7 separate regions of the Homo sapiens genome follow, and regions 2, 3, 4, 5, 6 and 7 are each linked to region 1. Evidence: chromatin loops called from intact Hi-C (ENCODE). Cell type or tissue: PC-3. All regions are shown on one strand. Region 1 has its middle 26 kb from the start of LINC02031. Region 2 has its middle 3.6 kb from the start of LINC01206. Region 3 has its middle 4.2 kb from the start of LINC01994. Region 4 has its middle 230 kb from the start of LINC01994. Region 5 has its middle 160 kb from the start of LINC01994. Region 6 overlaps LOC101928882 (a long non-coding RNA gene). Region 7 has its middle 240 kb from the start of LINC01994.

What was found. Peaks named below come from ENCODE experiments on the same cell type or tissue, not always from the same donor. Only the 100,000 strongest peaks of a DNase experiment are listed, where the experiment ranks them.
Region 2: it touches region 1 in a loop (13-fold over the local background); 4 of 110 quality-filtered maps call a loop at or near these places.
Region 3: it touches region 1 in a loop (4-fold over the local background); 10 of 110 quality-filtered maps call a loop at or near these places.
Region 4: a loop joins it to region 1, with 8 times the contacts of the local background. A loop is called at or near these places in 16 of 110 quality-filtered maps.
Region 5: a loop joins it to region 1, with 2.5 times the contacts of the local background. A loop is called at or near these places in 3 of 110 quality-filtered maps.
Region 6: a loop joins it to region 1, with 18 times the contacts of the local background. A loop is called at or near these places in 2 of 110 quality-filtered maps.
Region 7: it touches region 1 in a loop (13-fold over the local background); 12 of 110 quality-filtered maps call a loop at or near these places.

Annotation. Positions count from the first base shown.
Region 1 is chr3:182,616,139-182,620,138 of GRCh38, reverse strand. No RefSeq gene overlaps it. Among named protein-coding and RNA genes, the nearest start is that of LINC02031, 26 kb to the left of the region's middle. In PC-3, CTCF peaks have their summits at 1,618 and 1,818 (motif pointing right); DNase peaks (open chromatin) are centred at 988, 1,818 and 2,438; H3K27ac peaks cover 1,791 bases.
Region 2 is chr3:181,946,779-181,950,778 of GRCh38, reverse strand. No RefSeq gene overlaps it. Among named protein-coding and RNA genes, the nearest start is that of LINC01206, 3.6 kb to the left of the region's middle. In PC-3, a CTCF peak has its summit at 2,280; no DNase peak of the experiment used is centred here.
Region 3 is chr3:182,488,565-182,492,564 of GRCh38, reverse strand. No RefSeq gene overlaps it. Among named protein-coding and RNA genes, the nearest start is that of LINC01994, 4.2 kb to the right of the region's middle. In PC-3, CTCF peaks have their summits at 1,560 and 1,767 (motif pointing right); no DNase peak of the experiment used is centred here.
Region 4 is chr3:182,256,386-182,260,385 of GRCh38, reverse strand. No RefSeq gene overlaps it. Among named protein-coding and RNA genes, the nearest start is that of LINC01994, 230 kb to the left of the region's middle. In PC-3, a CTCF peak has its summit at 1,623 (motif pointing right); a DNase peak (open chromatin) is centred at 1,635.
Region 5 is chr3:182,322,315-182,326,314 of GRCh38, reverse strand. No RefSeq gene overlaps it. Among named protein-coding and RNA genes, the nearest start is that of LINC01994, 160 kb to the left of the region's middle. In PC-3, no CTCF peak of the experiment used is centred here; DNase peaks (open chromatin) are centred at 2,254 and 2,994; H3K4me3 peaks cover 429 bases; H3K27ac peaks cover 1,186 bases.
Region 6 is chr3:180,801,050-180,805,049 of GRCh38, reverse strand. All of the region lies in intron 3 of LOC101928882 (a long non-coding RNA gene), which reads left to right. Among named protein-coding and RNA genes, the nearest start is that of FXR1, 110 kb to the left of the region's middle. RefSeq lists an enhancer at 1-319. In PC-3, a CTCF peak has its summit at 1,990 (motif pointing left); no DNase peak of the experiment used is centred here.
Region 7 is chr3:182,247,001-182,251,000 of GRCh38, reverse strand. No RefSeq gene overlaps it. Among named protein-coding and RNA genes, the nearest start is that of LINC01994, 240 kb to the left of the region's middle. In PC-3, a CTCF peak has its summit at 2,489 (motif pointing left); a DNase peak (open chromatin) is centred at 2,440.

The DNA of each region.
Region 1 (4,000 bases):
AATCATGTCACCTGTGGTAAAGACAGTTTACTTGTCCCTTTTTAATATGTATACTTTTTATTTCTTTTTCTTATCTTACTGCACTAGCTAGGACCTTGAATAGGTTGGTGAAAGAGAATATCTTTATCTTGTTACTGATCTCAGGGGAAAGTATGCTATCTCTTTATTTTTTTGTTTATTTATTTTTATTTATTTACTTTTTTATTATACTTTAAGTTCTAGGGTACACGTGCACAACGCGCAGGTTTGTTACAAATGTATACGTGTGCCATGTTGGTGTGCTGCACCCATTAACTCGTCATTTACATTAGATATATCTCCTAATGCTATCCCTCCCGCCTCTCCCCACCCCACGGCAGGCCCCGGTGTATGATATTCCCCACCCTGTGTCCAAGTGTTCTCATTGTTCAATTCCCACCTATGAGTGAGAACAGAAAGCATGCTATCTCTTACCATTAGGTATGTTTGCTGTAGGTTTCTCATGTATGCCACTCCTGCCGCCCCCACTTTTTTTTTTGAAATGGGGTCTCACTCTGTCACCCAGGCTGGAGTGCAGTGGCATGCTCTTGGCTCACTTCATCCTCCGCCTCCCAGGTTCAAGCAATCCTCCTGCCTCAGCCTCCTGAGTAGCTGAGATTACAGGTGCCTGCCACCACGCCTGGCTAATTTTTGCATTTTTAGTAGAGATGGGGTTTCACCATATTAGTCAGGCTGGTCTCAAGCTCCTGACCTCAGGCGATCCACCCACCTTGTCCTCCCGAAGTGCTGGGATTACAGGCGTGAGTCACTGCGCCCGGCACCCCTTTTTAAATTAAGAAAATCTCCTTATAGTTCTCATTCTTTGAGACCCACAGAATGGGAATTATCTGTTTTAATCTAATCTATCAAGAGATTTGATTTATGGTCATTCCTGTCAGGCTGGGATGGTTTGGAGATGGTAGAGGGAAAGAACATTCCACCCCTGAACCCTGTGGTAATTGTTCTCTGAGTCAGCTCTCTGCCGTCTGTGGCCTCCATACCTCGTCATGAAACCAGAGATCTCTAGCAGCTGCACTGGTGAAAGAGGCAGCAAGAGGTGGAGTGATCCACTCACCTTTAAATCTGAAGGGCTGCCACTTCTTACCTGTGTGAACTTGGATGAATCCCAAAACCTCATTTCTAAAATCAGGACCTTGATTACATTGTAGGCACATGAAGATAGCCTGAAATGATAGTAACTCTAAAGTACTCTACAAATGGATCCTTTAGATGACAACTTGTTAGAGGGCAGGATCCATGTCAGTGCATTTTAGTATCCCCTAAATAGTCTGGGGCACAGTAAATGCTTAATATGTGTCTAATGATTCTGTTATTACATATATTTGTCCCTCCGAGATCTCATTGTTTGCCCTTGGGCTGTGTGGGGGGTACTACAGAGCAGGTGTTACCACAGGGGCTGTGTCAGAGTCTATGATTTCAAGCAAGTCACCAAAGCTCCCTAACCAATAATGGGACTCTGGGTAACCAAGTGAGATGCCCCAGGTAAAGCTCTCTGCAAAATATCCGCTCTCTGTAAATGCTGAATTAATGCCAGCTGTTATTTTTACTTAGGTAAGATCTTTATTAGGGAACTAGAGAGGGAAAGCTGTGGGGTTTGGCGTTTATTTGTTTGTGATTATTTATTAGTGTGTCCTGGAGGAAACTTTCTTCTTTGCTCATGGTTGACAACAGAGGGCAAAAATGAAGGCAAAATGTGGCCTAATGCTGTCAGTTGGCCGGTATTTTCATTTGTACAGATTACTAGTTTTCTTCTTTTCCTAGTGTCCTCTGGCCCACTAGGTGACACTGTTTACTCGTCTATGGTACCCCATTTAGGACTTTCCACAAATCTTATTTAAAAGTAGCATGTTTTGTTTGGGGTGCTGGGGAGGGGGAAAGCGTGTTGAGAAGGAAAATACAAATGAACCGTCAGTGGCTAAACTTTGAGGTACAATTAGGGGCCAATTGTCATCTATGGTTATGTGACGTTATGGGCTAGTTTCAAACTATTTTTTAACGAATTTTAAGAGCAACATGCAATTAGTTTCCAATTCTATTCCAAGAAATGAAGGAAAATTGACTTCCCCTTCCCAAGCCGTCACCAAACCAAAGGATAAAATAAACTGCTGTGGCTTTGAATGTAGAGTTGAGTAGATGCTCTTGAATGATTGTTTCCACCTCATTCTTCAATGATAGTTAATGAGGGCACAGACCACTAATAAGCAGTGGAAGCAGCTTCTAGGCTAAGCTTAAATTGGGCCTTCAAATCTAATCAAAATTAGTCACTGCTGAGAAGAAACCAAATGTGGTGTGTCCATTCGGATGTGGAGTTTGGAGAGGCCCTCCTTGTTTTCCAGGTCAGTTATGATTCCATTTCTGCATTGCTATATTGCTACGCACTCACAGGAAGATGACATTTTTTTGGATCCCATCCAATTGAAACTTGTGATGATTCTAAAATGACACATGTAACTTTTGGATAGAAAAAAAATAGAAAATGAATTTCTTGCCTTGCATTTTCAGGCTGTGAGCCATGGGAAGCGTGTCAACCATGTCAAACCAAAGGATCAAGAAATTGAAGATTCCGTTCACTTGCCTTGGAGTTTGAGGTCTGTGTTTTCTATTTATCCTCACCTCTTCATTGTCTATTATAACTTTAAAATTAACTCATTTATGCTGCTTCTGTTTATAAACTTAGATTGTTTTTTTTTTTTTTTTTTTTGTCCTTAGAAGAAACACAACTAAAATTCTCTAACAAATATTTCCCAGTTCAGAATTTTCCTAAAGCTTTCCTGGCCTCCCTGGCTAATGAGCTCCAATTTTCTTTGCTTTTCTGTGTGTCTACCAGCACGCACCACCTTTAGTTGGTGTGTGATAAACAGCTTAATATAGTCACAGTTTTGGCAGCTAACTTTTGGATGACTGTCACAAGGCCCCCTAAAATTGGAATTAAACAGATTTAAAATGAACAGGCAAACTCCTGTGCTTGAGAAAAGAGGATATTTTCATATGTTGTGAGCAGTAGTTAACCCAATGTCTTCTATGTATTTATGCCCTGCTTTATTTAAGTAACAGTAATAACTTTAATCATTATTAGCAGGAGCACTGTTAAATACTAAGCACCTCTCTCTGAAATGGGACTTCTTCCAGAAAAACTCTTTATGTGAAACCAACACTGTGTAATCAACAGTTGCATGAAGAAGTCTGGGGAGCAGAACATATAACAACAGCCTCTGTTCTCTACGCATAGCAGAACGGTAGAGGCTGAAACATGCATTTTGTTGCTTGATTTGGTGTGTAGAGCACCCGGGACATCTGGGATTTGCTTCCTCGAATCTCCAGCTTGCATGGTCCTCTGATGAAGAAAGGAGAGAGCAGGAAAAAAAAAAATGGAAGAGGAGGACAGAGAAAAAAAATTCAGGTCTGGCTTCGGTGCATTTGAATTCTAGCTGTCTGGGGGCATTCTCCCAAATAGCGAATGCTAATTATACTGAGTGTGTCAAATTGTGTCGTACTTTTGTAAATCAAACAAATGTTCCCAGGAGATAGGCGGGAGGCCACCAAACCCTATTCATTTATGATGCAACCTGAATTTAAAGCCAGGACTCTAGAGGGGATAGGTTACTCTGAGTTTATTTCATCTTCTGACACGTGCCTTGCACCTTCAATGTTACCCTGACATAAGGACTGCAGTCTTTCACATAATGCTTTTATTTAAACAGTTAATATGCTACTAGGGATGGCCATAGCACTTTTTAGAGACATTGAGGATAAACATATTGTTTTGAGGGACATAGGTTGTAGGGCTTTTCTCTGGGAAAGGAGAAATAGATCATAGTGCCGGATCGTTCTTCCTAAAACACCTCTGAGAGCATTTTCCCCTTGCTCTTCAAATCCTCCATGCTTTGCCCTTGTTTACTAAATGATGCCTAAACTCCGCTGAGGCAAAGCGTTCCCAACCTGGTGCTCACTGTTGCCTGTA
Region 2 (4,000 bases), 670 kb after region 1:
TCCCTCAGGGAACTTCAACATGCACCAAAGATAGACCCTTATATATTTAACAGAAAAGCACAATGGCGTGATAAAATTTAGGCATGAACAGATCATAATGGGAGCATGAAGATGGAAATGACTGCTTCTGCCCAGTTTAGAGACATTGAAGGAAAAGGGGGGAAAAGTCTCCGTAGAGGAAGGAGCATTTGACCTGGGCTTTTAAAGGAGGAGGAGGAGCTTGACAGATAAGAGAATGGAGCCTCTGGTAGAGGAAACACAAAATAGCAATGGGACATTAAAGTAGGGACCAAATTTGCAAAGCAGTTCTAACATGACCTGTACAACAGTAATCCTGTGTTCATGCTCCTCTATGGTTTGAGTTGCTAGATGTAAAGATAATGTATATTAAACATCTTTCTTCAATCTTGCCAGATCTTGAAAATCAAGTTTGTAACTGCATAAAAATGGTCTGTTCCCCAACTCTGTGACCTAAATCTTTTGCTCAAATAATGAATACCAATTTAAAGAGCAACTTAGAGAAAGTTGAGTGACAAAGTGAAAAGAAAGTAGTTCAGAAATGGAGTGTGCTTTCTCACAATCATTCCATTTACTCTAACTGCACAGTCTTAAGCACTAGGACTTCAAAGATGAATTAAACATGACTTCTCCCTTCTAGGAGCCCACAAATAAGTGAAGGAAAATACAATGGCTAAGAAGCAAGACATGCATTTATCTAGTGGATACTGAAGGACTGGAGCTGGTTAATGACGATGTTTTCATCAGTCTGGGGCAAAATTAGCAAACTTATTCTCAGCTTTATCCTTCTTACCCAGAATACATCCTCTACAATTGCTATGTGACATTTTACATTTCTAAAGTGACATAGGGTCTGCACATCTCAAACTGAGTTTTAATTTTTAGAAAAGTAAATGCATTTACATTTTCTACATTAAAATATCATTTCTTCTCTGATATAGTAGTAGATGGTAATTAGGTTATTTAAATGGCTTTACTAATATGTCACTTCCATGCCGTTCCCCAAAAGATATTTACCAGTTCCTATAAATGCAAAAAGTATGAAAACTTGCAGTCTACACCACACCAAACAAAATGTTTCACTAAATATTTTTAAACTGTGTTTAGTAATGATTTTGGAAATGTTTAAATTCAGCCATGAAAATAGATCCCTATTACACACAGATTTAATAGACTAGGTATTATTTATTAACAGGCTAGAAATATAATTGCAAAAACTGCCAAACCAGGATTTAAAATAATGATTGTGAGACCCACAAAGAAAAAGCAGATTATACAACATTTTGTTTACTGCATGATATGTGGCTAATATATATTTTTCACATATATTCACATATATATATACAGGAAAAGAACTGAATGGAAATATACATATACATATATGTGTGTGCATATTATATGATTTTTTCTTTTTACATATCTACATTTTGAAATTTTTATATTATGAATCTATATTGTTCTTATAAGAAAAATATGTATTTCTGGGCCAGGCACGGTGGCTCACGCCTGTAATCCCAACACTTTGGGAGGCCGAGGCAGGCGGATCACAAGGTCAGGAGATTGAGACCATCCTGGCTAACATGGTGAAACCCCGTCTCTACTAAAAATACAAAAAAAAAATTAGCCGGGCGTGGTGGCGGGCGCCTGTAGTCCTAGCTACGCAGGAGGCTGAGGCAGGAGAATGGCGTGAACCCCAGAGGCGGAAGCTTGCAGTGAGCCGATATCGCGCCACTGCACTCCAGCCTGGGCGACAGAGCGAGACTCTGTCTCAAAAAGAAAAGAAAAAAGAAAAATATGTATTTCTAAAGAAAAAGAAATATATATTGATTTTTAGAGAAAGTACTTATTTAAAAAGTACCATCAATGTTTTTTAAAATGAAAATTTTAACCCAACAATTTACCTTCAAGACTCCGCTAAGGAAACAAGAACCAGAATTAAAATGCAGAATATAAGATTTGTTAATTCACTCAGTAAGTATTTACAGAACACCCACTGTGTCAGGCACTGTGTGGGGCAAGAGGATTTCAGCTATGAAAAAAAAACAAAAAAACAAAAAAACGAAAAAACAGTCCTCTGAGAACTCAAGATTAGTGGTTCCTAATTTACAACAGGATCACCTGGAGGGTCCTTTTATTTTTTTTCTTAATAGCCACCTCCCTCTTCAGGAATCTAGGGTGGAAGAGAGAAATCTGGTTTAAAAGCTACCCAGGTAATTCTGAATCAGTCAGCCTGGAAGCAACCTTTGAGCGCCCACTAGTGAGGTGGTGCCTTGCCATGTCCTTTCCAATACTGAAAAACTGAAAACCAAGCACTTGTTGGAAAGTAAGAGAAAGTTTTAATAAAGTAAAGGAAGTTCACATAATGAAATTTTATACAGACATTAAAAATCCTATTTTGAAATACGGTTTAAGATCTAGGGAAAGTCTCATGATAAAATGGTACTGGAGAAAAACACAGGTTAGAAAGTTGTATTCAATATGATCACAATTTTATTACATAAAATGTATATGTAGAGGAAAAGAATAAAGACTAAAAAAATTGTCTAAAACATGAACACTAATACATATTATCTTACAGGAACATGTTTTTACTTTCTGTTTTCTATTTTTTCAAATTTCTTTGAATTTTTTCCAAATTCTATATAAAATAAACATGTATTACTTTAATAATCAAGAAAAAATTACTTTCCAAAATAACAAGGAATCATCATCTCTTCCCACCCCCACCCTGATGGCAAAACATGGGAAATCAGGATAACATGGCAGCAGAGACATAGGCCTCCCTGTCCAGAAAGGGCCTGGATTGTTTGCAATTCCTAGGTTTATGAGAGACAAGACTTTATGAAGTAGTTGTGATAATCCTCGTTTACAGATGAAGAGATAAAGCCTCAGAAAGCTCCATTCTCTTCTTACTCAAAAAAGAATGATTGTGAAGCCTTTAAGTCAGGCATTGTTCACAGTGTGAACAGGGCACAGTCCCTTCCCACTAGGATTCACAGACTAGTAACTAGACACTCAGGAATGTGCACAAAGCTAGAAAGTGGCAGAGCCAGGATTTGAATCCAGGTCCTTCTTGTCTCAGAGCTTATGCTCTTTTCCCTGGAGCACTGTTGGACCTAACCAGGTGTCAATATATATTAGACTATTTTAGGTCCCAGCTGGGGCCCTCAAGGCAGGGATGAAAGGAGAAGGTCATCCTGCTCCAGCTTTATCTTCAGATCTTCCTTTGTAATCACCACCTGCCATCACTGAATGCATCTATAAATCTGGAGTGACACAGGGTTTCCACCTCTCATCAGAGAGTGGGGAGAGTTTAAGGATAAAAATAAAATGATTTTCTCATAGATGCCCTTTCATATGTCACTCCAGTGCTCAAAAATGTTTCAAGGATTCCCCACTGCCTACTGGCATGGTCAGCCTCCATATCAAAGACGCTCCATGACCTGTCCCAGTGTTCCTCTCTACCCTTCCCACGATGCCCCTTAACATCCATGAGTGCCTTGCCCTTCATCCCCTCCAATCACTGGGCTACACATATTTATTGGCTCCATGGCTTTGGGCAGCTTACTTAATATATATTTAAGTCCCATTTCCTCATCTATACAAAAAGAATAGCATTATCTCATCCCAATTTATTAAGGATTAAATAAAATGTTTCCTGTAGAGCACTTAGCAGGGTGCTAGCCCATAATATTAATAAAGCAATCAGTAATGTTAATTTATTGCTATTGTTTTGGCTGCTATCTTACTTTTTGCTTTCCCTTTTCCATATCCATATTTTTCCCTTTCTAAGTTGCTTTTCTTTTTCTTTTTTCTTTTTCTTTTTTTTTTTTTTGAGATGGAGTCTCACTCTGTTGCCCAGGCTGGGGTGCAGTGGCACCATCTCGGCTCACTGCAACCTCTGCCTCCCAGCCTCAAGTGATTTTCCTGCCTCAGCCTCCTGAGTAGCTGGGATTACAGGTGCGTGCAACCATGCCTGGCT
Region 3 (4,000 bases), 130 kb after region 1:
CAAATTGGCGTGTGATATCAGACTACGTTACTATGACCATATATGAAAAATTCTCAACTTTGTAATGATTATAATCTTACCTGTCTTCCCTATCACTATGCCCGTTTTAAATACTTATTTTAAACCAAACGAAAAATCTTTATTATAGAGTGTTACAGAATGGAGGATTTTTAAAAGAATTATTCATAAAATTATCCATTTTTTTCTCAAGAAGATAAAGTGCACTGACTATTACGTACAGGAATTGGTGACTTGAATTTTATCTTTTTGAGCTGTAATTTCAATGTTGGAAACAACTTTAGAGATCATCTAACCCTTCCCTCTTAGAAGCTTTAGTAGACCGACCCCAACACTGCACACAGCTAAGACTTGAGCCTGGATTTTCTCTCTAGGAGTCATTAACCAACCAAAGCTCACCATTTTTTGTTCACTTTTTGATCAGATCTTGGACACATCAAATCTTGATTTAATAAACATTTAAACCACTTGAGAAATGGATTGCTGTTTTGCTTTGCTTAGCTGCTGCAATCAAATATGTACTGAGTCTCCTGTGCACATGATCCATGCAGCACTGTGCTGAGTCTATGAAACCACAGAACTGGAAGGGACCTTGGAGATTATCTAGTTCAATTGCCTTGGCTTTCAGATGGAGAAAATGAGAAGTGAACGGGTGTCACAGGGCCACACAGCTAGCCATCATCAGATCTGTGCCCCTATTCCAGATGGCCTGACCTCGAGTCTGGTCCTCCTATTACTATGCTATTTCCAGTGCAGTGTACAGTTCCGAGGGTATAGTCAGGTGTTCAAACAAGGATCCAAACATTGCTGAGGCCTATTGACTTTTGTTCCTGTTGCCTTATGGGTGGTTGGGACATTGACAAAGCATAAATATTTGCCAAAGAATCATGAATAAGCTCAGCTGGGAATCAACTTTGATATGCAAATGACAGAGGTGGTTATAAACATGAAAAAAAGTTTTTTTTTAAATTAAAAAAAAATAAGTGGTAAAGCACATGGGGTCAGGCAAGCCATTTAAGAAAATGGCCTTCTCCATGGCATCTCATTGCTCTGGGAATATTGCAGTGGAATGGGAGCTTTGATAATCTCTGTGAAGAATAATGGCAAGGGGAAAGAAGGCTGCTTGTCGACAGTAACCTACAGACAAATGAAAACCCGGGCTGTGTCCTGAGAGTTTTAGGTAATCCAGGCTCATAATTTGATTTGAGAAGAGCTACTCCAGGCTACTGTGTAATTATAGAAGCATTCACTCGGCTGGCTCCTGTTCGCCTCATCACGTTCTACTTCATTGCCCTTTATACTAAAGCCCCTGTTGATGAGAGGGCGGAAACAGTAAGTACAAATAAAGCAATTAGCAGGTGGGGAATGCTACCACTGTTTAAGGATAACATACAATCTTTATTGGTACTTATTAAGTAGAAGTCTAGAGCTTAGAGACAAAGGGAAATATCACAAGCCACAAAAATGAAAAGGAGTGTGGGAACAAAAAGAGAATGGGGAAAAATTATACCAACATTATCTACTTCATATTTCACAAATCTTATCCCAGATGCTGGTTTAAAAAATACTATTAAACCTCCAGTTTATTTATATTATAGTGAGTTACGTTCTCAACTAAAATTCACCTTGTAGTTTTCTTCCTTCTTCGGACCTACTCTTTTATGATGTGAATTAACTTGAAAAACATTTTAAACAGTTACTGTGTTCCATTGAGTTTTGAATCTGGGTTGTAGTTAAATCCGCCAGCAGAGGGAGTTAGGATAATTAACAAATCTTGGCAGGTCCTGACATTTAGAACGTAGATTCATAGGCACTGTTGGCAGCACTGAAAATGCCCACTGTAGATAAGGAATATAATGGGCAAAAGGAGGAAAGCAAGAGGATTTCAAGTGTTGTTGAAATCCCAGCACAGGATATTGAAGATGGACAAGAAAATAGGGCACAGGCTTTCTACCTCCATTTGCAGAGTAATCCACGCACTCTGATTCTTGGTTTACTTATCTGAAAGCAGGGATAATATAACTCTGTTCATCCAGAATGCTATAATTCTCATATATTGGCAGATAGCATTGCTCTTCATGCTCTAGCCTTATTTCTTCTGCCTGAGCACCAAGGTAGAGTATAAATAATTGCTGTGCTTCTCAGAGCAGCCACAAGAAGATGTCGCTTGTATCTGATTTGGGCCTAGTGCCTTTGTCCTTGCACGCCTTATTAATTAAAGCTCTGCTGTCAACTTCAGCTACCTAAACAGGATACAGTCTCCAATTTGAATAGATTTCCAAGCAGTCAACTTGAAAGAAAGGTATGGGAATTTGCAGAAAAATCAATATGTTTTTCCTTTGCCTTAGTAGCAGGAGGGTACTTTGGGCAGAGACGTGTACAGATACCTAGAAAGATAAAGTTTTACACTGGCAGTAGAAATTAATATTGCAAAATTAAATCTTTATCTTCACCCTAAAAAACTTAGCTTCTTTTAGGGAAAACTTCTGGTTCTCACTTCAGGTTTTACTCATTCCTTCTCTTTTTCATCCTCTATCACCTAGCAGCCACTTGAGGCAGACCCAGAGTGTCAAAAGTAAAATCTCTTGGACAATAATACTGAGAAAAATGTTTATTTCACCTTTGACCGAAATCACAGCACCTTCATGGGACATTATCTCAGTCAGATCAAATGTCTAAAGATGATTGTGACCAGGCCTTCCCAAGTATCATTCAAGGGAGGTGACTTATGTGGGCAAAGCAGGGAAGAACAGCTTCCAGAAGTATGCAAAATGCTTAGCACTTAGTGTTAACATCTTTGGTACCTTTTGATAGTGCTAGTAAATATATAAATATGCACATCACGAATTTTCTTTTGGAAAGTGTACATTATGTATTTAAAACAGATTTTATTTGAGGATCACCAATATGCTCATGAATTTTTATGATCCCAGTCCTATATGTCCAAAAACATTGAAATTCTCAAATGACAAATACTAAGCCATAATTTCATAAATATACAGAATTTTCATTTGTAGTCTCTCTCATTTCCATCATCATCCTCTTCATAATTGCCACTATCCACTGAATTTGTTTTAGTGCTTCATAGTTTTAAAGGTGTTTCATAGCCATGAACTTACTTAATTCTTAACAATCTGTGAATTTGACAGGTGATACAGTATGATTTTGCAAATAAAGAAACAGACACAGAGAAGCTCTGTGACCTACTTGGGGATGGCTCTGTCTGGGATAGTATTTAAGTGTCTAGGTCAGTTCGAATCGGGTCTCCATCTATTATCAAATGCAAGAAACTGGAAATAGTTTCAGTAACTATTCAGCTCTTGTGTATTATTAGTACTGAGTAAAAAAACAGAACAAAATATTCACACATACTCTTGTGCCTGGGAATCTTGGTAATTTAGAAATGTGGCAAGTGGTAGAACAGGATACAGAGAGTATAATTCACCTTTCTACCCCTCCCTTTCTCACCTCTGCGTCTTTCCTTTTGTGTCAGATTAAAAAATAAAGTAATGGGCAAACCTAGATGGTCGTGGTTGAGCAGAGAGACTTGTGATTGTAACTGCTTAAACCTGTGAACAAGACTTCAAAAATAATCCCTATAGATGCCTCTCTTCTCTAAGATCTCACCCCACTCTGGGGCACAAGAACTTGGTTGTACTTTTGGAAAGGCTGTCAAGAATTTTTCTGCTTTGGCAAACCCAGAGGTGCACCATTTCTGCTGTAGAGTTCATCTCCTCCAATGTAGACTCCTAGTAAATTATTTTTCATTACATATTGATACGTAGTTCGCCTTTGATCATTGCAATTTATATTTGATGACAAGGAACCTTTCCAAGAACATACTCATTGACAGTTTGAAGGGCTGAACAAATGTCTTTATTTTTATTTATTTATTTTTGAGATGGAGTCTTACTCTGTAGCTCAGGCTGGAGTGCAATGGCGTAATCTCGGCTCACTCCAACCTCCGCCTCCCGGGTTCAAG
Region 4 (4,000 bases), 360 kb after region 1:
CTAGAAACAGTTTCTCACTCCGGACAAAAGAAAGATGTACATCCAGAAGATAAATAGTGAAAATCTAGGCAATAAATACATAGGAGATACCTATGTTGTTGTAAAAAAAAAGGGAACAGTTTTTGAATGTTCTGAAAATTTTAATACCTTGATTTAAAGTGCCTATACAAGTTGATTTTAAAAATAAGTACGTAAAACTCTCTTCAAAGCAAACACAGCTAGTGAGAAACCACATCTCACTGAAAACAAGCTTTATGTGGAGAAAAGTAAGGAATTGTTACAGCACAAATCTGAAATTAAACTCACTGCAACTAAAAGGAAAAATCAGATTGTTTGCTCAGATGAAGAGTTTATTATGTTGGCATAAACAAAATGAAAATATTTTCAGTTTTGAAAAGACAACAAAGAGGGAACGGTTTTGCATGGATGGTCACGGAGAGGGGGATTAAAAGCACAGAGGTGCGGAGCATACGTGCTGCTGAGCTTCTCTCTGTGCAAGGTGGAGATTAGACTCACGGAAACTCTTGCTGCTGTAAACCCGAGGGGACGCGGTTCCTGACTCCTCCACCAGCTGCTGCCCAGCCGGCTCCAGCACAGGCTGCCCAGGCCATGCTTCCTGGCCGAGGGCCCTCCACGTGGGCGTCAGCCTAGTCCGGGAGAGCTGGCGGCTCCACGATGGTAATGTCTAACCCTGCATCCTTCCTCGGGCGCCACCTGTTTCTTTCTCTGTGACTCTTTTTTGATTGGGAAGAAAGATGTTTTGTCAATGATTCCTGACTCCAGAGAATTTTAGGAGGGTCTTCTTTCTTTCCCTCTTCATCCTGAAAGGGGACTTTGCTTGAAATTTCCTCAGTAGAAAGAAGTCAGAAAAATAATACCTTCACAGTATAGAACTTTATCTACTTCAAAGCCCTTTCCCATACTTTATCTCCTTCAATACTACCCTATGAGGTGGTAGGGCAGGTGTTCTTAAGCCCCATTTTGCAGATGATGACCCTGAGGCTCAGAGAGGTTAAATGTGTTGCCCAAGCTCACACAGCTGGTAAGTGAAGTCCAGGGTAAGAACTCTGACTCCTGGCCTTGAACTTTTTCAGATTTTATCACAATGAGCATGTGCTGCTTTCTACAAAGAGATTTGGAATAATATAGATGACAAGATGTATTTTTCACTTCTTATTTACTCGTGTGTATTGCTACTACTGCCTTATTTTCACATTCCAAAGTAACTTATTTATTATTCATCTTCTTGAGAAGTGGGTAATTATGTTTTTATATGTTTTCTTTTAGATAACTATAGCCCTGTTGTGGGTTATATGCTACTTATGTGTCCTTGGGATCTTTCGATAGATAGATGATAGATAGATAGATAGATAGATAGATAAACAGATAGATGACAAAGATATGCAGACATGTACTTTTTGATATTGACAGTAATGTATTCATTTGTATTTGTTTCCCAAAGAAATAGTTTTACTTGATGGTATTTTGTGTTTTTCTCTAACTCTCATTCAAAACTTATGCAAATTGTTAATGCCCAAAGATTTTTGAAGAAAAGAATTTAGGAGAAAACCTTAACCACGTTACACCCAATATCTTCCAATGATTTTAAAGTTTCACTAGAGGGCACTCCCACTTCATGGCCAGAAAGCAGTCAGGACAAAGGACCATAGTGGTTTGGATATTTAACTTGCTGTACATACTATTTTGTTTTCTCTTTCTCACTCTCTCTCCTCTTGCCTATTGTATAAAAACTAACGGAAATTATACAGGTCTTCCTTTAAACATATAAATAGAAATGAACTACATTGAAAAACTAGCAAACATCTACAACTGTGAATTATGGTTCACCTTGTGACATAGAGCATATTATTCAAAATCTTCTGCATTGAAGTTTTGGTTGTCAACATAAATAAAAGTATGAAATATAGTGTGAGACATTAGCGTACTACATTAAGTAATATGTCCTTTATTGAGCAACCTGGGGAAGAAAGCCAATAACTACCCAGCACTTATTTCCAGCTTGTAGGATCATCATGGTCATCTTTTCTGGTAAATCTTTGGGTAAATCCAAATCACAAAGATGTGTAGGGTCAGAAAATGAGAATTAAAGGAAAATCCAAATGGATAATCAAATAATATTGCTTTAGAATAAATTAAACGTTAGGCCCCACTTTTTAATGTATATATTTTTATGTATTAAAGAATCTGAAGATTATTTTAAATACATATTTTAGCAAAACAGTAGAGCATTTCTTGTGAGAGGAAAATAAGGTATTTCAAAGTTAGAAGGGAAGTAGCCATTTGCCAAGTATAGAACCCCACAGAGTCCTTAGGCTTGAAGTTTCAAACTGATTTCAACCCTTTGGGGGTTTGAATTTCTCTACTGTTGGCAAAACACAACTTCTTGCTTCAAAGAGAAATGGCATTAAGAAGGCCTGTTACAGAGAGACTCAAAAGACTTGTTGGACACCAAATCACTCTTACAAAACACCATTTTGATGAGTTTAGTAAAAATGAATCACAAACATATGGATTAAGTTTTTCTTTAAAATTATATTGGCTTATAAAACAAGGGAAAGGGGGCATGGTAAAAAAAAAAAAAAAAGTTTCAAGCTTTGCAAAACTCCAAAACATTTGAAAAACGGATTAAGATGCTGATGGACCCAGGGAAGCAACTGGATTTTCCCTGTGCTAACTTGAACCATCTTTATTTGATTTAAATTCATATCAAAGGCAAAATAAACAATATGACTGTCTGCCATTATTATCCACAAAGGGAAACACACATTTGCTTCTTAACCATCCACTTACATGCTTCGGTGAAATCGTAGGCGTATGTGTTTATTTCACAATGATGTAAAACTTAATTACTCATATGACCTAAAAGGTTTCATATTATATGAATAGAATGCAGTGCCTCTAATGTAGCCTAAGCTGAGGACTCCTTGGGAAACTTATCCCAAATAATTAATTACTGGAGTTAAATTCTTTTCTGACAACTCTAGAAGTAAAGTACACCTGATGTGAAAGACCTACAATGGCCATCATGTGGGGAAAATTCTCACTCCAATGGGTGACACCAAAACAACTTTACTACCAATCACCAAACCAACTAAGAGTGAATAGGCTTAAATAAATCATGTTTTAAAGGCATCTAAGGTGAACAACAAAGCAATCCTAGGCAATCAGGAATTGATGACAGAAATCACTAAAAATTGGCAGATCCTACTGAGTTTTCTCCCCCTAATCCAAGTAATCAGAACTGAAGTACAATGAAAAAGAAAAAAAAAAAAAGAAATTTGAGATGCAACTAATGGATTTTATAAGTCATGAAATACAAAGTTTCTCCTTTCCGCCAATGAATCAAGGGATATTATATGATATTATATGAAGTTGCCTTTATCATATATATATATATATACACACACACACATACATATATACACACATATATATACACACATATATATGTGTATATATACACACACATATATATATACACACATATATATATACACACATGTACATTTAAATATTTTAACTTTACTCTTATAAATGTTAAATAATCATTTGTAGCAAGAGTAGACAAATTTCAGAAGTTCTATCTTTAGATATATTTCTAACAAATGTTACCCTTTTATATAACCAAATAAAAATGTTTTCCCCAGGAAGTGTGGTGATGAACAGTTGGTCTATAATCAAAAGGTTCTTTCTATGAAGCATGTTCAGCTTTCCTTTTAAACATGAACATGGAAAATAATACCAACTCTACCAAGCGTTGGATTTAGCCCATTATCATGTGCAAATGTACCTGCCTATTAACTTACAGATTGGGCAGGTATTTTACTAAGGTGCAGTATTTCTGTCCTGGGTCATAGCTTGAGTTATTCTCCCTTTCAAGGTCCCCAATGCTTCATCTGTCACTCTTATTGTCAAATGTTCTATTTTTCCTGTCCCTGCCAGCAGTGATTTCAATTTGGGCTTGACTTCAAGACAGGCC
Region 5 (4,000 bases), 290 kb after region 1:
CTGCCACCACACCTGGCTAATTTTTTGTATTTTTAGTAGAGACGGGGTTTCACCGTGTTAGCCAGGATGGTCTTGATCTCCCGACCTCATGATCTGCCTGCCTCAGCCTCCCAAAGTGCTGGAATTACAGGTATGAGCCACCGCGCCTGGCACATACCTGTAAAATTCTTTTATTTGCAAAGGACTTTCACATTTATGACCTTCTCTGATTCACCAAACAAACCCAGTAGATAGTATTATACTATATTACCCATTGTACGGATGAGGAAACTGAGGGTATGATTTGCCCAAATTCAAACATTCAGTAAATTGTGGAGCTAGGATTCAAACTCATCTTTCCTGGCTCCATAGTCTATACTCTTTCATTACAACATGAATTAAGGGAAAAGAGAGGTACTCTGATATAATTTTGCCATGATCAATCTTTTTATTCTCTGGAACAAGATCTTCACATTTTGGAAAAATCTTATAAAGAATCAAAAGTGAAACCTGGATGGCCCTGAAACCAAAAGCTCTGTTTTTCAGTCCCAAGGCACTCTAATTATGGAGCATGAGTCATCTCCACCCTGATACACTTAAAGCCATATTTCATTAGTTCAAGTGGACCACCCTGCAGGGTGGGGTTACACAAAAGAGGAAAACAGAAGCGTTCAGTTAATGAAACAGAAAAAATGACAGTACCTCACTTATAGCTGACTTTGTGTTAGTATTTTTAGATGTTTTTTTAAAGAACGCTTTTGCATATCTTTTTGTTACGTCAAATTAACAAATTTCACTTGATGCGAATTTGTCACATTCAGAACTGGAAGAAGTGGTGAGTCGGGAGGCTTTGCGGCAAGGAGAATACCGCCTGGGTGAGGAACAGGTGGTATGTGCCCTTCTGTGTGTGACCAGCCCGGCTGCAGGTGGCTTCTGCACTTGCAAAGGCTGAAGGAGCACAAGTAAGGATGTCTCTCACAGGACCTTCAGGCCCTCCCTAGGCATGTGGATGGCTCCTCTCTGTCGTAGTCCTCCTCTAGCTGGAGTCTAAGTGCTTGCTGAATTTCGGGCCTGCCTCAGCTTTATTTCCCTTTCAACACTAATGCACAGCAATATCCAGAACTAACAGGAAAAGGAGGAATTCATTTCTCAGGGAAATATGGGCCTTGAGCTTAGAGGTTAAAATCAGGGATTCTCATATCTGCATTTCTTTAGAACTGTGAAGGGCTTTGTGTTTTGCTTTTTCAGAATGCGTAGACCAGACTTCTAGGTAGGTAGAAACTAACAGCTTCTTAAATTCTAAAATTATTTGAAAAGGAAAATAATTATATAAATTAGAGCTTTATATACTAATCTGTAAGTTTGTCTCATTTGCCTGATTAATGGAACCAAGATATGATCCCAATTAGCTCCCAACTTCAAGATTAGAAAAGATCCTCCATAAACATTCAAATAAGTTTTGTATCTAAGTTAATAGAATCGGACCAGTGTTAATTTTCTGGTTTCGACTTTCTACTATGGTTGTGCACAATATCATTGGTGGAAGCTGGGTGATGGTTATATGGAATCCATACTGTTTTCACATCTTCTTTGTAGTTCTTAAATTACTTCAAAACCAAAGGGTTTTCTTGTTTAAACTCTTCATGTAGCTTTCTCCTGATAAGCTAAGAGGTCCCCTGAAAGTAAAAAACATTAGTGCATAGGTGATGTATCACATGTCCCTATCCTCAGAATGCTGAGGGGCTTTGTGGTCTAGGTAGTTCAAAACAATAATCTAAAAAACTTATTTGCTTCATACTTACCATACATTTCATGAATAACTAATTATTTTTCTCATGTATTAGCAGGCCAAATGGCCTTCACTTTGAACTTATGAAAGGCACCTTTCTATTTAAGGAAATTCTATAAAAGAAGCTTTGGCGAATTGATAATAATGACCATCCACTGTGGAAGACAGCTGGCCTATGAACTTCATACACATTATCTTTTTTAATTGTCACAATAATCCTGCAAGGTAGTTATTATTGTCCTCCTTTTGCAGTTAAGAGAACTGGAGACACAAAAAAGCTAAGTGAATTATGCAAAGCCACCCAGCTAGAAGTGACTTTCTTCAGAGGAAGTTCTTGGAATTCCTGTGCCACCATAAGAGTTACTCACCTGCTGGATTTTTATGAGAAGGTATGTACTTCCTAATTTATTCAGATAATTTTTGGCGTATATCCTGCTTTGCTGTGCATGTTTATTCTACTATAAATTTATTCATTCAATCATTCATTGATTGACTAACTCATTCAACAAATATTTATGGAATGCCTCATGTGTACCAGACACTGTGAACTGCAACATTGAATGAAACAGAATTATGTCCCCTCCCTCAAGAAGGTCAACAAGTAAATACATAAATATTTTTAAAAAGCAATAAGCCAGTTGCAGAAAAATGAAGAGGATGAGGGAGAATGGAGGATTAAGTGGAAGTGAGGTGTGGAATAAGGGCGCTATTTAAGGTAAGGGGTCCAGGGATGGCTTTTCTGAGGAGACAACATTTGGGCCGAGACCTGATGAAGCGAGGAGAAATGCCACAGTGGGGAAGAGGGCAGCAAGTGTGCAGGCCTTCAAAGGAGAAGCAGGAGATGCCCAGTGGGTTTGGAGTTCTGTGAGGGAGGTGTGTGGTAGGAGGTAGATGAGAGAGGTAGCCAGGGGCTAGATCACTGCAGGGTTTTGTAGCCTGTGGTGAGAATTTAGGTTTTATTTTAATTGTGATGGGAAGCCACTGGAAAAAAAGACCGGGTCCAATTTACACTTGAAAAGAATCACTCTGGCTGCTGCCTGGGGAACCATGTATAAGGGGGCCAGGGTGGCAGCAAGGATACCACTGGGGGCCAGGACAAGGGATGTGGTGGCTTAGATGAGGGTAAGAGTTTTCTTCTAACCCTGACCTAAGATCTATGACTTCCTGACAATAAATTCTAATATTGAATGCCTTTAGGCTTAACAATGTAGGGATCCCAACCTGCCAAAGCTGTGGGCACAGAACAAATAACACATTTTGCATTCTGAGTGTCTCTGGGAAAGGAAGAAAAAATGACAGGCAGAAGGGAACAAAGGGTGTGTATGGGTTTTGCCATTGTCTCTAAAAGTGGATAATGTGGATTCAATTGCCCTCCTCCTTTCAACTTTCATAGTGCTTAATTCTGCCCCACTAATTTTTACATAATCACATGTGGCCTTTCTGTGCAACTTCCCTTTAAGGAAATGCATCTTTTTCTTTCCAAAAATACTAGCAGTTCCTAAAGGGCAGACACTGTGTTGATATGGTGCTTGTATTAAATGACTAGAATTTTACAGTAAGATAGTTGATGTTAAAATGTATACTTTTAAAATGATTAATATTTAGGTAATTGAATAAATGCAATTAAATTGGCCAGTTATTTAGTAAAGTTGAGGGTTAGAAAATATCTTGGCCTTGTTGGATGTCTCCTGGCTCTCTAATGCATCCTTTCTGAGGACGTTCAATGGACCACTGTTCCACAGGATGTTAATAGGTGTTATTTGAAAACAGGCTTTTGTGGTCAGATAGTTTAGGGAGTCTTAGTGAAATAAAATTACATAGGTTTTTTCACTGTAGGACTTCTCAGTGGCTTTACTATGCTAATGTCTATTGTAAATGTGCAAGAAGTGACATAATTTGTAATCTGTCCCTAAAATCTCTGACCGTGAAACTTCTTTCTCATTGAACTTTTTTAGAGAGCACCTCCTGAAACTAGAGTTATGAAAACACATACTTTGCAAAAGATTTCAGTGGAAATCATGGTAGGTAACGAAGTGGGCAAACTTTTCTTCTGATTCTGTTATAAATAAAAACCAAGGCCTATACCAAGGAAGAATAATTAGCAAAGGCTTGAATGGTCTTTTTCAAACTGATCATCAGAAAGACAATAATTAAATACAATTTTTTATCCTGATTTAGCAAAATGCTGACTCAGCTTATCATCTGGTGTGAAGGATAGAATTCACTTGGTTC
Region 6 (4,000 bases), 1.8 Mb after region 1:
GAATGTGCTGCTAGCATTCACATTCCTTCCCCGCATAAGAACAGACAGGCCTTCCGAATGCTAGAGAGGAAGTGAGCTTTCCAAAGGACACTGTGATGGAAATCAAAATACAAGAAAAGACAATGTAATATGTCTTTATATCTGAAGGGATTTCCTGTACCATGAAGTGATCTTGACTTTTAAGTACATTATTCGATAATTTTGTTTTCTTTTGTAGCCTACCTTTGGTATAATGCCATTTTGTATAATTAAAAAAAAAATTTTAACAGTAACATTCTCATTGTAGAAAATATTGAAAAGTATATAAAATTATTATAACAAAAGACCTAACAATTATTAACATATTGATTTATTTTCTTCTAGTATTTTTTCTGCATATACACACATATACATATATCCATATATAAACCGTATAGTGGATAGTATGGTGTTATAAGTGCTTGCCTCCTGCTTACTTTAAGTTGATGTTAAATTATCATAGAAAAGTCAGATTCCATATCTATCTTGTTCAGTGCTGAATCTCCAGTGCCAGGCAGAATACATGGCATGTTGTAAACCTTTGATAAATGCTCATTTGATTACTGAATCTTACTGTATTTTGTAATTCACTTAACCATTTCCCTGTTGTACCTCATTTTCAGTTTGTTCACTATTATAAATCACACAGTGATTAATTTCTTTGTGCATAAAGCTTTTTCCACCTTCCTGATTTTTCCCTCAGGTTAAATTTCTTGAATGCAATGGTTAGATAAAGAAAATAAAAAATTAATGTTCCAATCACAGAATGCCAAGCTGCTTTCCAATTCACATAAACATAAGCGGGGCCTATGAGTAAATGGCAGAGCTAGAAATCCAACTAAGATCTCCACCCAAAGCCTGCCTCCTTGACACTATTCTATGCTGCCTCTCCATCTATCTGGTTAAATAACTGATTGGACAATGATAATCTGAAGGCTCTGATTAATAAATTCTTATTAAGCCAATAATTCTAGCACAAAAAGGGAAGTTTTAGTTTGGCAGGGCTTTAATTTAGTAAAGCCATTCTGATTCATGATAACAGTGCCACCATTAGTCCAAATGGCACCTTTGTGTAATTTGGAAAAAGATAACCCTTCTCCAAGATATTTTGATGCCCTCTGCAGGAAAATTGTCTTAATAAATACATAAATCTATGAATATAGAGGCATGAATATAGAGCTATAAGGCACAAAACTTGGACAATTCTATTTTCTAAGCTCTTGGGAATTCTGTTTAATCTAGACGAGAGTTTTGTGAGGCTATAATGTCAAGCAAAATAAATTATATTTTCTGGAAGTGCCTTTTTGAAAATTATGATAACTTGCATCTTTCTTTTAATCTCTTGGTTCCTCTCTAGGTCTCTTTGTTTTTATAATGTTTCCAGTGTTTCTGCAATCTCATCTACAAATTCTCTTGCATCATAAATCCTCACAGTTTAAAGTGTGATGGTGGAAAATGTTGTTTTATAATAAAATTATTTCTTTTTAAATGCTTACAAGCTATAATTTTAATATATTTAAAGCCAGTTTCATGTGTATATTTTTATTTGAAATAATCTTAAAAACATGGTTATTAGAGAAATATTAAAGTTTTATTTCTGTAATATATTCACCCAGAGAATTTCTGTTATCCCTTCGATTATTTATCCCTTATGTTTCCATCAATTTAAAAAGTGTATTTGATATTCAAACATGACACCTTAGCCTCCAAGTGTAAATCTGTTAATATAAGCAGTGAGTGAGTCTTTACAGAAATATTATCATAAAAAATTTCTGTAAATATCTTATTAGTGTCCTGACAAGTTGAACAATTATGAAGACATCTGTACATTGATTTTTAATAATTGAAATACTGTTAAAGTATTTCTATAATGAAAGAAAATTTTTAAGTGGTATATTTTGTTTCAAATAACATTGAGATTTTTTTTTTTACATAGTAGACAGGGAATCATCTCATTGAGAACAGATTTTTCTCCTCTATTTTGTTCTGCTGCTGCCATCTAGAGTAAAAGTGAAGCAAAGGAAGCAGACCTCCACCAAATGGTGCAGATTCTAGATTCAATCAGGAATAGGGGAGAGCTTAAACTATTTTTCTTAATTTTTAATTGAAAAATAATTATTGTATATATTTATGGGGTACAATGTGATGCTTTAATGCATCTATACATTGTGGAGTAAGCAAATTAGGCCAATTAGCATATCCATCACCTCACATACTTATCACTTTTTTGTGGTGAGAACATTTAAAATCCACTGTTTTAGAAATTTTTGAAATATACAATACGTTATTACTAACTAAAGTCACCCTGCTGTGCAAAACATCACCAGAACTTATTCCTCTTGTCTAACTGGAACTTCATACCCTCTCACCAACATGTCCCCTTTCCCTCTCCACCCTTTTCACCCCGCTCAACTTCCAGTAACTACCATTCTACTCTGTGATTTTTTTAGATATCAAATATAAGTGAGACTACATGATATTTGTCTTTCTGTGCCTGGCTTATTTCACTTAACACAATGTCCTCTAGATTCACTCATGTTGCAAATTTTTCTGCTTTTTTATGGCTGAGTAGTATTTCATTGTGTGTGTGTGTGTGTGTGTGTGTGTGTGTGTGTGTGTAAAACTTAAAAACATTCATTTGGCCAGGTGCAGTGGCTCACACCTGTAATCCCAGCACTGTGGGAGGCCAAGGCGGGTGGATCACAAGGTCAGAAGTTCGAGACCAGCCTGACCAACATGGTGAAACCCTGTCTCCACTAAAGATACACAAAAATTAACCAGGTGTGGTGGTGCGCACCTGTAAACCCAGCTACTTGGTAGGCGGAGGCAGAAGAATCGCTTGAACCCGGGAGGCAGAGGTTGTAGTGAGCCGAGATCACGCCATTGCACTCCAGTCGGGGTGACAGGGCAAGACTCTGTCTCAAAAAAAAAAATTATTCATCTGTTGCTGGGCACTTAAATTGGTTTCATATCTTGGCTATTGTAAATAGTGTGGCAATAAACATGAGGGTACAGGTATTTCATTTACATATTAATTTCACTTCCTTTAGATATATACCCAGTAGTAGTAATGCTGAATCATATAGTAATTCTATTTTGAGTTTTTGGAGGAACCTCCATACTGTTTCCAAAATGGCTCCACAAATTAACATTCCTACAAAATGTACAAGGGCTCCTTTTCATCCACATCTGCAGCAACACTTATCTATCATCTTTTTGATAATGTCCACTCTAACAGGTACAAGGTGATATCTCATTGTGATTTTGATTTGCATTTCCCTGGTGATTCGAGATGTTAAGCATTTTTTAAAATTTATTTTTTTTTATTTCAGTAGGTTTCTGGGGAACAGGTGGTGTTTGATTAATGAATAACTTCTTTAGTGGCAATTTCTGAGATTTTTGTGCACTCATCATCCGAGTAGTGTACACTGTACCCAGTGTGTAATCTTTTATCCCTTACCCCCTTCCTACCCTTTCCCCCAAGGCCCCAAACTCCATTGTATCACTCTTATGCCTCTGCATCCTCATAGCTTAGCGCCCACTTATGAGTGAGAACATACAATGTTTGGTTTTCCATTCCTGAGTCACTTCACTTAGAATAATGGTCTCCAATTATGTCCAGATTACTGTGAATGCCACTATTTTGTTCCTTTTATGGCTTGGCAGTATTCCATGGTACATATATATCACAATTTCTTTACCCAATTGTTGATTGATGGGCATTTGGGCTGGTTCCATATTTTTGCAATTGCGAATTGTGCCGCTATAAACGTGCGTGTGCAAGTATCTTTTTTGTATAATGAATTCTTTTCCTCTGGGTAAATATCCAAAATGGGATTGCTGAATCAAATGATAGTTCTACTTTTATTTCTTTAAGGAATCTTCACACTGTTTTCCATAGTGGTTGTACTAGTTTACATTCCCAGCAGCAGCGTAGAAGCGTTCCCTTTTTACCACATCCACGCCAACATCTATTATATTT
Region 7 (4,000 bases), 370 kb after region 1:
TCATTGCTGTAGATTCTAAAGGTGAACTTACGAATGTGAATTGTTTGTAAAACAAGGGATTGCTTTTTTAAAAATCATATATTTGTTTTTATAATACTGTTTTGACTCAGAACAAAGCACCCACCGAGGTGGGCAGATCACTTGAGGTCAGGAGTTTGAGATCAGCCTGACCAACATGGTGAAACCTCATCTCTACTAAAAATACAAAAAAAATTAGCTGAGCGTGGTGGTGCATGCCTGTAATCCCAGCTACTGGGGAGGCTGAGGCAGAAGAATTGCTTGAACTCGGGAGTTGGAGGTTGCAGTGAGCCGAGACTGTGCCACTGCACTCCGGCCTGGGTGACAGAGCAAGACTCTACCTCAAAACAAAACAACAACAACAACAAAATGCCACAAAGCACCCATATATACCTTCTCGCTCAGTGTGGCTGTTTATTATCTTTTTTTTTCTACCTCATTAATATAAGAGAGAAAGAATAAGGTGGGTTTTAAGACAGAAATTTACCAGTGGATAGAGAAAACAATGGGGTGGGGTGGGGCAGGTGCTGCAATTTGTGAATAGCTTTAGAGATCAGAATCTCTTGGGGACTGGGAGATCTGGGGGTGGGAGTGGACTCTGTTCAAAACTCGTATTTTATATCTATTATAAAGTTTAGTGGAATTTGTTATGAACAGAAATAATTAGTTCCTTTCATAAGGCCTAAAACAACTATAACTGTGCAGGGTTTTTTTTTTATTGTGTTTTTAAATCAATTAAAAAGTATTATATGCATATAGTATATAAAGTTAGGAAATATTTATAATAGAAAATAAAATGAAAATCATCCATAATCTTACCACCCAAAGATAACCATTGTTAAACAGTTTAGCATGCTAATTGGTAACTTCCTCCCAGTCTTGTTATGGTGCATATAAGTGATATCATACTTCATTTGCAGTTCTGCATCCTTTTTATTTACTATTATATTTTGAGCATTTTCTCATGTCTTTAAAATCATCAACATATATCATTTCTTTTTTTTTTTTTTTTTTTTTGAGATGGAGTCTCACTGTTGTCCAGGCTGGAGTGCAGTGGTGTGATCTCGACTCACTGCAACCTCCGCCTCCCAGATTGAAGTGATTCCTCTGCCTCAGCCTCGAGTAGCTGGGGTTACAGGTGTGTGCCACCATGCCCGGCTAATTTTTGTATTTTAGTAGAGACGAGGTTTCACCATGTTGGGCAGGCTGGTCATTTCTAATAACTATATAACATTCTATTGCATGGGTTTAACAGGTCCCCTGTTGTTGGACATTTAGTTCAGTTTTAATAATTACCATTATAATAATTCTATAATAAATATTCATCTTTGTACATAATTAATTGGTTTAATTTCTGTCCATTGGCTTAGGCCAGATTTTTAAAAGTGAATATCGACCAGGCGCGGTGGCTCACACCTGTAATCCCAGCACTTTGGGAGGCTGAGGTGGGTGGATCATGAGGTCAGGAGTTCGAGACCATCCTGGCCAGTATGGTGAAACCCCATCTCTACTAAAAATACAAAAATTAGCCAGGCGTGGTGGCACGTGCCTGTAGTTCCAGCTACCTGGGAGGCTGGGGCAGGAGAATCTACTGAACCTGGGAGGTGGAGCTTGCAGTGAGCCGAGATCGTGTCACGCACTCCAGCCTGGGCCACAGAGTGAGAATCCACCTCAAAAAAAAAAAAAAAAAAAAAGTGAATATCAAATGTTTTTATTTTTGAAGAACGTATAAATTTTATTTATTTATTTAACTCTGTTTTTTTAGGTATAACTTAAATACAATTTCACACTTTATTATATATGTTCTCAACTGATCTTTCTACTGATTTAGTGTCTATGAGATATACCAAGGTTCTTATAATAATTGGAAAAATGTATCAGTGCAAATGCTAATGAGTAAATATTTCAATCAGAAATTTTTCTGGAGAAACCCACTGCTATGGATTTTTTTCTTTTGAATAAAGATTCTTTGAGTTATTGAAAGTAAATAAGAATTTGCCTGTTTTTCTAATATTTTTTGAATATTTTATTTACTTTTGTATGTGATGTCCATGATAAATAGGATGATAGAAGAAATACAGCCTCTTTTGTACTTCAATTCCTCAAATTTTCCTGGGTCACACTTAGGGTTAGTGTGCTGGATAGGCTGCATTTGAAGATATGACTATATTTCCTTTGTTTCCTAGTTTGGGTTAGTCTGGTATGTTTTAAAATATGGTTATGCAGACACATTTCTAAGCATTCCTTCCAGCTGCTGGCTGTTGCTTTCGTGGGTGGCCACCCCAGGGTTTCCTGAGGCCTTCTGTTGGTTCTACTCGCTGGCTGTCGCCAGGGCCTTCCCTCTTCCACTACCCTGGGTGTCTGTGCTTGTTACAATGGAGGCCGATCCCTCAGCCACACCAGGAGCAGATATGGACATAAGGGAAGTTTCTCAAGAGCCATCTGGTGGCCAATTGTGAAGTTTAATGTCGTTATTGAGAGATGCATCTCTGGGGCCATCAATTATTGGTTCCATGACCTTCTCACCTCCCCAGCTCCTGAAAATAATCAATGCAAATCTTTTTTTCAGTGCCTAACTTGGGTCAGACACTTATGCTGAACTCTTTACAAACATCATCTATTAAATCTTCAGAGCAACTTTCTGAAGTGGGTACTATTATTTCCATTTTACAGATGAGAAAACTGAGGCCAAAATATTCCAGAGCTCAGATTCAAGAGCCCATGCAGCCCTGTGCTGTGCAGCCTTTATCCACATTCTTATACATCACTTCTACATTCTGGGTGGGCCGAAGCTGATGGGTGCCTAATGACAAAAGGAACTGACTAGACAAAGATGGAAGCTCAAAAGCTCCCTCTCTGCCTTTAGGGTAGAGGGGTGGGGAGGGTGCAGGCCAGCGGCAAAATGTCAAAGCAGGGCTCCTCCTATCTCCTAACCTAGTCTCTACTACTTCCTAGAAACGTCTCTGTCTCCCTCCTGCCTCTCCCAAGAGCTTAATGACCTCACTCTGACTCTGGATTGCCCAAAGTCCTCCTCTTTAGCCATCTACCGGCTGCAGCTCCTACCAAAATGCCTCACAGTCTAATAATGCACTGGAGACTAAAGGGAACACTCGTTTTTTACCTCTTTTTTTTTTTCGAGATGGAGTTTCACTCTTGTTGCACAGGCTGGAGTGCAATGGCACAATCTCGGCTCACTGCAACCTCTGCCTCCTGGGTTCAAGCAATTCTCCTGCCTCAGCCTCCCGAGTAGCTGGGATTACAGGCGCGTGCCACCACGCCCAGCTAATTTTGTATTTTTAGTAGAGATGGGTTTTCTCCATGTTGGTCAGGCTGGTGTCGAACTCCCGACCTCAGGTGATCTGCCCGCCTTGGCCTCCCAAAGTGCTGGGATTACAGGCGTGAGCCACCACGCCCGGCTTTTTCTTACTTCTTTAGCTCCCCTCTCCGACACTGGCCTGCTCCACTCAGTATTCACAAAAGGTCTAATGGTGCTGGGCTCTACTACACAAAAATGCTACCCCAACCTCTAATCATTTCCAAAATAAAACTCTCTTGGGAAACCACTGTGTGGGTATAGAAAAAGCTCTAGTTGGAGCACTGGAAACCTGATTCCTCACCCTAGATTTGCCATTGATTCAGCAGCGATTTGCAAGTGCCTTATGGACTAGGATTGTCTAGACAGAGGAAAGCACACTAAAGTAAAAAACATGGGTCCCTGTCCTCAAGAAACTCCCCTGGGGAGCCTTGAGAATTTGGTCAAGTAAACTAACAGGCATCTAAAATGTATCATCCATAGAAAGATAACTAATAATATTTTCATCGTTTGCCTCACAGACTTGCAGTCTCTTCCTGCCCCATCACCAGTTCCACTTTTCAGCTGCTAAATGACTGCTTTACAACACAGTACTGATTGTGCCATTTCCTTGCTTAAGACCTTCCGCGATGCCCTATTTCCTTCAAGATAAAACTCTGTCTCGTTGGC